2 separate regions of the Homo sapiens genome follow, and region 1 is linked to region 2. The links are chromatin contacts, found by Hi-C or POLR2A ChIA-PET in ENCODE. All regions are on one chromosome and are shown on one strand. The core of a region is the stretch at or near the end of the contact, and the rest is flanking DNA. Distances in the headings are between cores, read along the strand shown.

Evidence for each region. A loop is a pair of places that touch in the nucleus more often than their neighbours do. ChIA-PET counts read pairs that join two places held with the same protein, here RNA polymerase II (POLR2A). Pooled maps may share reads with other maps.
Region 1: a map of astrocyte of the cerebellum shows a loop between it and region 2 (5-fold over the local background). The contact joins two enhancer-like sites. A Hi-C loop is called at or near these places in 10 of 168 maps with a recorded cell type or tissue (B cell, GM23248, IMR-90 and 7 more), 4 of 37 single-sample maps with no recorded cell type and 2 of 50 pooled maps. POLR2A ChIA-PET finds 5 or more read pairs at or near these places in 2 of 52 experiments (AG04450 and MCF 10A).

Annotation. Positions count from the first base shown.
Region 1 is chr7:18,549,426-18,555,107 of GRCh38, reverse strand. The region is part of intron 2 of HDAC9 (histone deacetylase 9); the gene reads right to left. Among named protein-coding and RNA genes, the nearest start is that of HDAC9, 57 kb to the right of the region's middle. RefSeq lists an enhancer at 4,082-4,583. Within about 2 kb of position 1,895, at least 6 of the 41 ENCODE cell types and tissues checked have a DNase peak (open chromatin) inside an H3K27ac peak, as active enhancers do; they include B cell, where a contact is called at or near this core.
Region 2 is chr7:18,351,601-18,357,804 of GRCh38, reverse strand. It overlaps a transcript of HDAC9 not described here. Among named protein-coding and RNA genes, the nearest start is that of HDAC9, 140 kb to the left of the region's middle. RefSeq lists a silencer at 1-99. Within about 2 kb of position 1,549, at least 3 of the 41 ENCODE cell types and tissues checked have a DNase peak (open chromatin) inside an H3K27ac peak, as active enhancers do; they include B cell, where a contact is called at or near this core.

The DNA of each region.
Region 1 (5,682 bases), core at 646-3,145, 200 kb before region 2:
TTGAACAGAATTTTAATTTGATGTCAAAAAATAATGAAACTACATTTTATATGTTTTCATCAACTATACAACTACACAATTTTATATGTTTCTGCCAAGTTCAGGTCAGTTAATTGAATATGCACTTCACACATAGAATTTAACTAGGTAAGAAAGATGTAGTATATAGTTCCTGCCTGCAATATACACATAGAAGCTACTGAGAAGATAGAAAGGACCCTTAACAGATGATGTCAATAGAATTCTAGAAGACAGTGACAGAGATGCACCCAATGATTTGTAAGAACCAGGTTCATAGTCATCCCACCCAGTCTAAGAAGAGAGAAAGCTCATGAGGGCTTCTTGGAAGGTATAACAATTTAGTTTATCTTGATGGTTAAGTAGGAGTTATCCAGGGCAGAAAAAAAAGAAGGAGGGAGACAGAAGAGGATAGTCACAGCAGAAGAATCAGCATGATCTTCAAGAGTGATCTGGGCTGGGCGCGGTGGCTCACGCCTGTAATCCCAGCACTTTGGGAGGCCGAGGCAGGTGGATCACAAGGTTAGGAGATAGAGACCATCCTGGCTAACACGGTGAAACCCCGTCTCTACCAAAAATACAAAAAATTAGCCGGGCGTGGTGGCGGGCGCCTGTAGTCCCAGCTACTCCGGAGGCTGAGGCAGGAGAATGGCGTGAACCCAGGAGGTGGAGCTTGCAGTGAGCCGAGATCGCGCCACTGCACGCCAGCCTGGGTGATGACAGAGACTCCGTCTCAAAAAAAAAAAAAAAAAAAAAAAAAAAGTGATCTGTAATACCAGTTGGTGTACACAGAGGCAACTAACCAGCCTTTTTTTTTCCTGTCTTTTCTTCGCTTTTATGGTATGCATCATTCCTTTAACATAGTTTCGACAATATAGACAATACAGTTCTATAATCACTTCTTATGCATATAGTGTATATTTCAGATCTTCCAACTGTTCTAAGGAAGAAGGATTAGAATTAATACCTTCTCTAGAGGACATCTGATAAATATATGGACTTATTTTTTACTGTCACAGTAACTAACGGTGCTACTAATAATTACTAGGCAGGAGCCAGAGAAACTTAACTTCCTACAATGTGTGGAACATTTCCATACAAGAAAAGAACTGCCCTACCTAAAATGCCAATAGTGTCCCACCCTCCCTTCATAAGAAATACTGAGCCAGACTGTAAGTCCCTTGAGGATAAAGACGGCATTTAACTTATCCATTACTCCCATCACACCTATAACTCTCTTCTAATTTACTCCACTATTTACTATGCATCACCATCAGGGGCATTACCAGAACATAAGGGGCTGTAGGATGCTCGTAGGTAAGATAAAATCAGTGGCAGCCACCTATCTCATAATTTCAATTGGCAAAGAAAACAAATCAGCTTTAATTCCCTCTATTATTTGCCTCGGGGAGAAAATTCCCAGAGACATTCAAGATCTGTGAAAAACTTATGTTTAAATAATTGTGACTTAAATCCCCTACCAATAGTTACCCGGAATTAAAGCAGAATCTTTCGAAGCTTAACACCTAATATGTTATGAAAAGTGCAGAATAAAATGATAAGTTCACACAAGTACTGTTTGTTCTTAATTGTTTGATTAGACTTTTTGAAGTCTGCAGCACGTATTGCCTTTAAAAGTTTCTTCTTAAAACAAAATTGCCATGATTTATTTTTTACTGAATCTTTACACATCATTAAAACACAGTCATTTAGGCTTTAAGACAACCACAGTGTTCTTGAGGGGGGAAAAGCACCCTAAAAACATAGGGTTCTTAAGGTTTTTATTTTACAATAAAACAGGCCACAGGCAAATAAACACAGTTCTGAGTTAAAAGTAGCAGGAGCGTTAGGTTTCAGAATTATCGTAAAACAGGAAGGTTGTGAGGGTGTATCAGAGGATGAAAGCAGCCTCAGCCCTGGAGCCTTCCTGCTGACTTGGGCCATGCCAAAATACACAATGGTTTACGCACAGCACAAATACACACAAAGGTGCACACGCACAGTACTCAAAGGATAACTTACTTAGGATAGCTATTATCTTTCAAAAGACCTAGTTCAAAAGTAGAAGATAATTTTTTTAAAAGGTTCAAAGAGTTAATGCAACTACTCCTGAAAATAACACGCTGCCAGTACACTTGGATTAGAAATGGTTTTCAAGCTTGTGCATATTAGCAGTTTTTATTAAGGTAAATGCCATCTGGAAGAATAATCTTCTCTCTTTGATGATAATTCTACAAACACACATACACACTGAAATGCCGGGTACAGGTTTACCTCTAGAGTCAGTGTTGAATTTCTCTCTGAACAATTGCTTCTAGACCACATCTCAGAGAAAAAGTAAATATCTGTGTTGGTAAATATGGCTCAAAATATACACTGCAGTAAGGAAAATATACATTGTGGCAAAGAATGCCATACCTACAGTTATAGCCCATTCCAGTAAAAGAAGTGGGAGAATATGCCAAATGGAGGTAGCAGTTAAATTGCTCACCAGAAAAATAAAGAAAACCGGGTCATTATTTTTCCTTCCCTGAAATAAAGAAGCAGCTTCTGCTTAGTTTGGAACAGTCACTGCAAAAAGGGAAGCTTGTGTTTATTCAGCTCTGTTCTCAGCAGTCCATTTCATTAGGCTTCTAGTGCTTTTTTTTTTAACTTTGTTGCAGTAATTTGTGGGTACTGTAAAGCCTACTCATTAAGTGGAAACTCAGAATCCTGTAATGCAGAATATAAGCAAAAGACAATATAAATACACACCAAAAAAATGCAAATTAATTTCCAAATAGTCTGCAGGCTCAAAAAAAAGGAAAACCTGAAAATCTAGCTACTTTTTCAAGATCATAATTTGCATTACTAATAATTTATATTTCCACCTATAAACCTACATAAACCTAATGTAAAAATACTTGACATTCTTGATAAAATATATGAACAAATTCAATAAGAGTGTAAGCTACAATATATTTGTCACAGTTTGAAATGAATTCCTGTATAATTTTAATCACAGTTACTACACAGGATTACTTGATAATTCCAAGCCAAATGCTTAATCTTTTAAAAATGCACAAGTCCACAATAACATGTAGCCTCAAAAAGTACTATCTATAGAAGATGCTGATAATAACAAATGTGATCATAATAAAGATAAGATGCTTAATATCTTTTTCCTAAGATAATAATACATAAAATACATTTCAATCCAGCCTCCTAGAATAAGTGTAGTGGTTACCTTCTGCTGTAAATAACGGCTCAAGGAAATTCAGACTCACCACAGAAAAACTGTTAACACCAAATCTAGTTCTTAAAACAATTTTAAACAATGTTGATTCTGTTTGAAACTTAAGCAACAATAACAACAAAGTCTACTTTTTCTTAGCAGGCTAAATTTCAAACAAAAAATGATCCTGTTTTCCAGTATAAAAATAGAATAAAAATAAAATTAGGGATACAGGAAGATATTGAATCACATCATACACATTTGCACTGAGGTAAGAGACACAGTTTAGTAATTGGATCGCTTTTGATACTTATTCTTCTTTTGGCTGAGAGGACACACATTGTCAGGGTTTCTATCTCACTAGTTGCTTCTTGTCTCATTTTCTGGTTCCTTGTCTATTCCCTGACTTCTTAACTCTGGTTCCCCGGGGTTTAGTTCTTGGTCTTCTTCTCCACCTATAGTCACTTCCTCGGTAACCTCATCTAATCTCATGATAAATATCACTATGTGTTGGCAACTCTCAGATATGTATCTCTGCCCTGGATCTCTTTCATGAACTCCAGACTCATATACCCACCTGCCTACAAGCAATGTCTACTTGTATGTCTAAAAGATATATCAAAGTTACCATATCTAAAAAAAGATCTCCTGACATTCCCCCTCAAACCTGCTCCATATGCCATCTTCTCCATATTGGTTGTTGGCAACACTAACCTTCCAGATGCTCATGCCCAAATCCTTGGAATCATGTTTTACCCCTTCCATTCTCTCACAATCTGTATTAAATTCATCAGGAAATCCCTTTGACTCTATCTTCAAAATATCCTGAGGGTTTTTTGATGTATGTGGTTGTTGTTAATAATATGAATAATAATTCTCTCTACCTTCACAGCTAAGAGTATAGAATAAGCCAATGTCTTTCTCAACAGGATTGCTAGGGTCCTAAACTATAATTGAGATCATGTGGTCTTCTGCTGAAAGCCCTGCCATGGCTGACTATTTTGCTCAGAGTAAAAACCAACACCTTCAAAAGCCCTTTGTAGTCAGATCTTTCTTTCCTATCTGACCTCACCTGCACCTACTCTCCTCTCACCACTCTACTCCAGCCACTCTGATCTCCCTGCTGTTTCTTAAACATTCCAGGCATCTCACATCCTAGTGCCTTTGGCCTTGCTATTCTTAGTGATCAGAAAATGCATCGCTCAGATCAATTTATGGCAAAATTCCTTACAGTTTCTCACACCTTACCCTGTTTGAAAATTGTAACTTTCCCTCCATTCCCACCTGATATCCCCCACCTACTTAACTCTTTCTTTATTCCATAGCACTCACTAACTTCTAAAATTTACTTACGAATTAAGTCTGTTTTGTTTCTGTCTCCTCCTCTTGTAATGTAAGCTTTAGAAGAGCAGCAATTTTTTTATCTGTTGTGTTGACTGGTACATGCCAAGCCACATAGACTAACACCTGCCACATACTAAACACTCATTAAATATTTATTGCATAGAATGGAACAGAACAGGATGAATGGAATACATATAGGTTGGGAAATCATAACATAGAATGGAACGAAAAAAATGGGATCGAATATAGTACAGTAAAAAATAGAAGAATAGAGCAGAACAGGTTGGTAGGGCAACTGGCTGTTTTCAGTTTTGTTACTCTACTTCATGCTTTCTATCACTAACTTTCTCTGCTTTAGGTTCTAATCTGTTAAAAAACAAAAAGATTGAGTTATAAAGAATGAGATAGCTATGAAATGATCTGCACTTCTCAAAGAAGTTATATATCCAAATTATAATGACAGGAAAATTAAATAACTAAAATTGAGTTGAAAATGGTAAAAAAAAAATAAAGAATGCCTTTCCAAAAAATGAAGGCATTCCTAAGCAAGAAAAGTAAGCTATCTCAGTATCCTACAAAAAAAAAAGAACTAGGGAGAAGGGAGAGAAAGAGGAGGAAGAAGAAAAAAAATCCTGCAAAAGTAGAAACAAATGATTTTGGAAAGAATAAATGAAATGCCTACATTCCCAATTTACTTCAAAATAACATTTCCCCATAAGAAACTGTGTGTATGTGTGGGTGTGGGTGTGCGTGTGCATAAAATATGACTTTACCAAAAAAAAAAAACCACCTTTTTATTTTGAAATAATTATAGATTCTTGGAGAGTTGCAAAAGTAGTACAAAGAGGAATCCTGTGAAAGCTTCACCTAGTTTTCCCCAATGGTTACATCTTATATAATAATAGTACAATATCAAAATCAGGAAGTTAACATCCTTAAAATGTTAATAAATTGAAGCATACCATATGTAAACTGTTGAAATTGGCTTTTTTTCCTTCAATATAATGCCCTAGAGGTCCATCCAAGCTGTTGTCTGTATCAACAGTACATTCATTTTTATTGCAATGCAGTATTCCATGGCATGGATGTACCACACAGTTTGTTTA
Region 2 (6,204 bases), core at 300-2,799:
TGAGACACTAGTTCAGTTTCTGCAACAAGCCATGCTCCTTCCTGACTCAGGGCCTTCTCATACTCTGTTCCTCTGCCTGGATAACCCTTTGCCCAATCCTTTATGTGGTAGGGCCACCTAAGTTCACCTCCTCAGAAATTCTTTCCTAACTCTCTAGCCTAAAGTTGGCCCCAAAGGTTATATATACTTACTGACCTTTTTTTTCTTAGAATTGATTTCAATCTGTAATTATGTATTGTTATTTTTTGTTTATATACTGTTTTGTCTGTCTCCTATACTGGCTATAATTCCACAAGGGCAGAAATTGTGTTTGTGTTCTCTCCCTTCTCCTTTATTTCTTTCTCTCAATAAACAACCAAACAAGGCCTAGCACACAATTAGCAAGCAATCAAAGTTTACTGAGGAAAAAAAAGGAGAACAGAGACGACAGAAGGAAAGAAAAAGTCAATTTAACTGCTAGGATCACCCAAATACGATTTTTTTAAATCACAGCTTAAAGGTCTGTTCAGGCATTTCTCATTGTTTCTTAATACTGATTGATGTCTACCCTTTTTCACATATATATTAGATTGGATATATAGGAAGAATGTCAGAAACGAAGTAACAATAAGACATAGTGAGGGGGACCTAAAACTGTTTCAGGCTCCTACACTAAAATCAACTCCAATAAATCCTATAAGATTCTATAAGATCCTAGAATGGTATAAATTTCCAGGTATTTTTAAAATTCAATGATCATAGGGAAAATGCCATTAATCGTGGGGATGAGAAGAGGTAAGGCATTTCTTAAAATGACTTTCAGTATATACCTTAATGCTAGTTAATTTACCTTTCCAACCCTTATTTGTTGGCTTCTACTGTACATAAACTAATAATAAATAATTAAATGAAAAGAACAACAATCAAAAAACACACCAGGATGCTTATGTCTTACAACTTTAAAAATTCTTATAGATTTTAAATCCTGCATCCCTAGTTATTCATACATTGAGGAGAACTCTACATTTATCTTTTGGCATAGCCGGATTCTTCCGATGCGATCTGAAGAACTTGTGTCAGGAATTCTTATGACAATCTCCTGGGCATCAACCCTCCCCCATGTGCAAATACCGGTTTTATTCATTAACTGACTATTGTCTTTACCTAAAAATCAAGCTCTCTAAAGGAAAAAGGTTGTGAAAGTTTCAACTGAAATTACTCCTATGTTCCCCTGTAGAGAGAGCTGAAAGATCTTTCAAGGACATTAAATAGCCAGAGGTGAAAGGGAGCAACTAACAGGAAGGAAGGGAGGATTCATTCGCAGGAGTCACTATAGGAAGGTCCTCCACTGTGAGGTCGTCAGGATGAACTAAAATTGGAGAGTTCATCTGAAACAACTGGGCATTCTTGATGCTTGGGAGTTACAAGTTTGTTGTCTTTAAAAAAAAAAAAAAAAAAAAAAAAAAACCTATGTGCTGCCCTCTAGAGGCTACAAAGAATAATGGCGCCACCTATTAAAAACTGAAAGGAAAAAGTACAGGCAGGAAGAATTTGTCTTTGCCAAATGTATGACCTAACGTGTTACATTTAGTGTCATACTTCAAATTAGAGAAGTAAATTAATATCATGTACGGGAAATTCTGAATTTGATGCAAATAATGATTCTGTCTGAAGACCCAATTCTGGATCTTCCTTTTTTTCTTTTTTAGTTTTTTTACATGCATTTTTAAAAATGACTTTACTAAGGTATATTTAGATACCATAAATTTGGTCATTTAAAGGGTACAATTCAATGATTTCAAAGTTCATTTAAACCAGATTGTACAATGATCACTATAATCCAATTTTGGAACATTTCAATCGCTTGCAGTAAGATCCCTCTAGCCAGTTTATGGCTAATACCCACCCATTCCTGCCCCAGCCCTTGGAAATCACGAGTCTACTTTGTTTATCTATAGATAGGCCTCTTTTGTTTTTAAAACAGAGAAGTTTAGAATTAAATGCTTCATAACATGACAAGGCAATTCCTCCTTTTTGTAGTGCTTTTCCTTCAAAATGTCCTGCCTTGATCAGTGTCACGAAATGGGGGTTAAATCCCTCACCAAACCAAACTCTGGGGAAAAGTACCTGTAAATGCCTAATTCTCAATGTCTCACACTCTGTATATTTAACCTTCCACAGATTTGAGGGTGATGTTAAATTTGTCTCTAATGTCTCTGAAAATTCACTCTGGGTATACTTTTAGCATGCAGTCCAACAGTCCATTTCAAAATAAGCTTTCACATCCCAAGGTTTTATAAAGGATTCATGGTTTAAATATCTGCCTTCATTAATTATGAGCAACCCATTTTTAACAGAATTTTTTTAATCCTAAATTATTCACTTCTTTAATAATGAACTTATTAAAAGTCTCCGTTTTGAATATCTGAAGAACATGCTAGTTCTGGTAGTATAAAGAGCCTATGTTGAAAATGAAGATTCCCAAGAACCCAGACTCTTGGAAGGTTAAGACCAGAGGCTCTAAACCATCCTTTGTGGTAAAAATCCAGCTCTTGAATTTCTGTGTAACCCTGAGAAGGGTACTTAATTTCTCTGTACATTGGTTTCCTCATGGACAAGTGGAGATAATAAGAGTTTTTATTTCATGTATAAAAATGGTGAGAAGTGTACTTGGAGCATAGCCCTTGGTGACTGTCTGCAATCAACATTATGTGAAAGTTATTTTACCAAGGATAATTATCATCACTTCTGTTTGAGAATAAAGACTGGATTTGTAACTGGTGGTAGAAAAAATGACTGACAATAAGCAGATTGAGGATCTGTAATTATTAATTTATCATTCCTTGTATCACATCCTCTATGGCTCTTCAAGACCAGCTGTGGTTTCAGTGCATTTCCAAGCCTAAGGAACAAACCAGGAAGAATGCAAACACTGGTCTCAGAGATAACAAGTCACATCAGAGCTTACGTGCCCCGATGTGTTGACTGTCTAAAGCTTTTTGTATTGCCTGTTTTAGATCCTTCTGAAGGGCATTTCCCTCACCACATCCAATTGATGAATTGCCTTTTTCACAGAGGTCAGGTTTTGGGATCAAGGCAAAGGGAAAGTGGAGGAAATCTGGGCCTGGATAACTAAAATAAAACAAATTAGACAAAAGAAGAAAGCAAAGATAGGTATTAATGGTTTGATTTTTAAGTTCCTTTTTCTCCTAAGCAATTGATGCTTTAATTCTTACGTACAGCGCATATCTCTGTGAATCAAAACCAGTAGAGAATCAAACCACTATAATTAATATAACAAGGCCTGCTGACTCACCTCCACTAAACACAGTCTCTAAAAGCCTAAATCTGCACATTAGTTGCGATTAATTCTTCTCTCCTCTTTCAAGCACCGTAGAGCAGAGCTTTATAAATAGCAAAGTGTGTTAATTTAAACAAAATATAAGAAACCAATTTTTTCAAGGTGGTAAAGACTGGCCTGCATATTTTCATTATTGCATAATGGTTACCTTTAGCCCATAAACTACAAGGTCATAGTAAGGTCACAATGAAGTGGCAAATGTAATAAATGGGAAGAAAAGTAACTAGAGACCATATTTAAAGTGACTTTTTTCCCTAACTAGGTAAATAAATGTCCTTTTAGTATAGTTCATTCAGTAGGGCTGATTTAAAATAGGTTTTCTATTTGAATCATTCATCCACACCCTATATGATGATAAAATTTCTTTTAAATTTTCTTTTTAGTGCTTTTTTTTCACCTTAAAACATACAACCCAGAATTTGCTAAGTCCCAAATGGTTTAATTTAACTTAAAGGGTAAAGCCACCCTTGGCTTAGAATGTGCATACACTAACATTCAAAATAAAAGAAGGTGAAACAGGTCACACTGTTCAGATTGTGAAGATAACATTAAAATTGGCAAAGAAGAACAAAAATGAAAAGAATAAGTCCATGCTCTTTGTGTTTCTATAAAACCTATCCCTTACACCAGGTGGTGGTAATCCAATGCTAGGAGTTCATGATTTTAAAAAGTTGTGTACCTGCTACTTCACTATAAAACACAAAGGTGCAAAGTCTGCTTAGGCAGAAAATAGCTCGAGATCTTTCAGATCCAAATGTGTAGGTCAATGTGGTAACACAGGCCAGGCATTCTGCTGTGTTTTTCATTTATATGCTGTTGATACCCAAGATACAGCAAATAATGTCATCAATTTCCTTCAATTACCTCATAGAGGATTCATTTGCACTCAGGGAATAAAAAGGTTGCCACAGTAGCTTCAGGATCACTCAGCAGCAAGAATCGGCATTAATAACTATCCTCAGAGGCACAGAGGGAGGGAAGAAAGTCATTTACTTAACATTCTTTAATTCTTTGTGGTATAACAAGACTATGTCATGATTTAGAGCTAAAAAGCACAGTTGTTTTGCTCACGAGAAAAGTCTTTCATAACCTACACAGTTTTTGTGACACATGGAGTTATGAGATCTTAGGCTACCTTTAAATACGGTATCCCCCTGCTGAAAGCTCTCAAACAGCTTGCAGAGGAAAAAAAAAAATCCCAATATTACTTTACTCCTGAGACATCAAATATCCCATGTCTTACTTTATAAAGAAGTTTCTTTGTACAATAGCTAGATAGTGCTGAAGAAAATAACTTTTGTATGCCTGTATCATAACACAGGGTCATGTATAGCTAATTAAGCATTCTTCCTTAGGTTTGATTACATAAAGAGTTGGTTTTGTAATACAATAGCACATGAAGGTCAGTATGGTTATGAGAGAAACCTTAGATGCTATGACAAATCCAATAACTAGCAGGGTATTTGTTCATAAAAGTAAAGCATTTCTCAAAATATTTTGCTGATTTGTTAAGGTACTGGAAGATATTTTGCTGGCCGCCGAGCTGACCTTCTGCAACACCCTATATGGTGAGGCTGTTAAAAGATTTTCTTAGAAGATACAGATTTGTATTTTAGAGTAAGACAGAGACAAAAACAAGGATCATGAAATGGAGGTTCACAAGTATCTGAACCAAAGTGGGGAAAAGGGGGGAAAAAAACAAACATCAGCCAGCTCCTTATTTGCACACCGAGATTCACTAACTCTATATGGTAAGTCCTATTTCCCGTCATTTTCCCTGAATCTAGCATGCTAACCATCATAACGAAAAAGAGTTTGTTTTCACCTTTACGTTCCCTTTGAGTATTTAAAACGGGGAATGACTCACATCTCACAAGGCCAAGAATCTTTGAAATGAACTTCTGGAAAATTTAAAGGTACCTGGAGCTCCTGCAACAAATATAAGACTGCACTGCCCTCCAGAGGTGACTCCCTGGCAATTACCTTTAATCAATTAATGATAGGAGGACCAAGTAACTGTGTTGCAGTAATCTTCATTGCAATTTTAGTCCTTCTATCTCAAATAGTTTTCAAAACACAGGACTAAAAATCAGTGGCAACCTACTGTTTCCCTCTAAGCAGAATATTATATTGTCTCAGCTCTTCTATCTTACTTCATTTTGTTTGAAAATAATATTTGCTACCTCTTTGGCTAAATGTTAAATATTAATATTTTTGGTTGGAGGGCCTATTTATTCATGTACATTTTTCAGAAAAATCAGATTAAACAGACAGCCTAAGGAAACCTTAAGAAACCTGAGGATCCTCAGAGATAACTGAAGGTCACACAAAGAACAGTTCAGAAACAGAATATTTTACTGTCTAATTATGTTGTCATCACTTAACTGAAGCTTGAAGGGTGCCCACAGTTATTGTGAGAAAAATATAAACTCATTTTGAATTTTTTTCTTCTTGAGCTTTTGTTCTCCACAGCTATGTGATCTAGTTCTGTTCTGTTCCACACACACCTTCCAATAGTGGATAACCTTGTATATTGTCACTTTCCACATATTCACCGTCAATTCAAATTTTTTGAGATTTAAGACAAGGCTAATAATTTCTTGATAAAATTGTAATAACCTGTGTGTGTGCCTGTATGAATGACTCAAAACACATCTTTTAAAAGTTCTTGACAAAATTAAACATTATCTACACAGCAAATATTTATGTAGGGCTTTGCAAATGCTAACTCATTTAATAATCACAACAGCTATGCAACAGATAGTTTTACTATCATTCACCTTTTTTTACAGATGAGGCAGATTTTGAGAGATTAACAAAATCACAGAGCTGGGACATGATAGAGCTGAGATTCAACTTCAGTT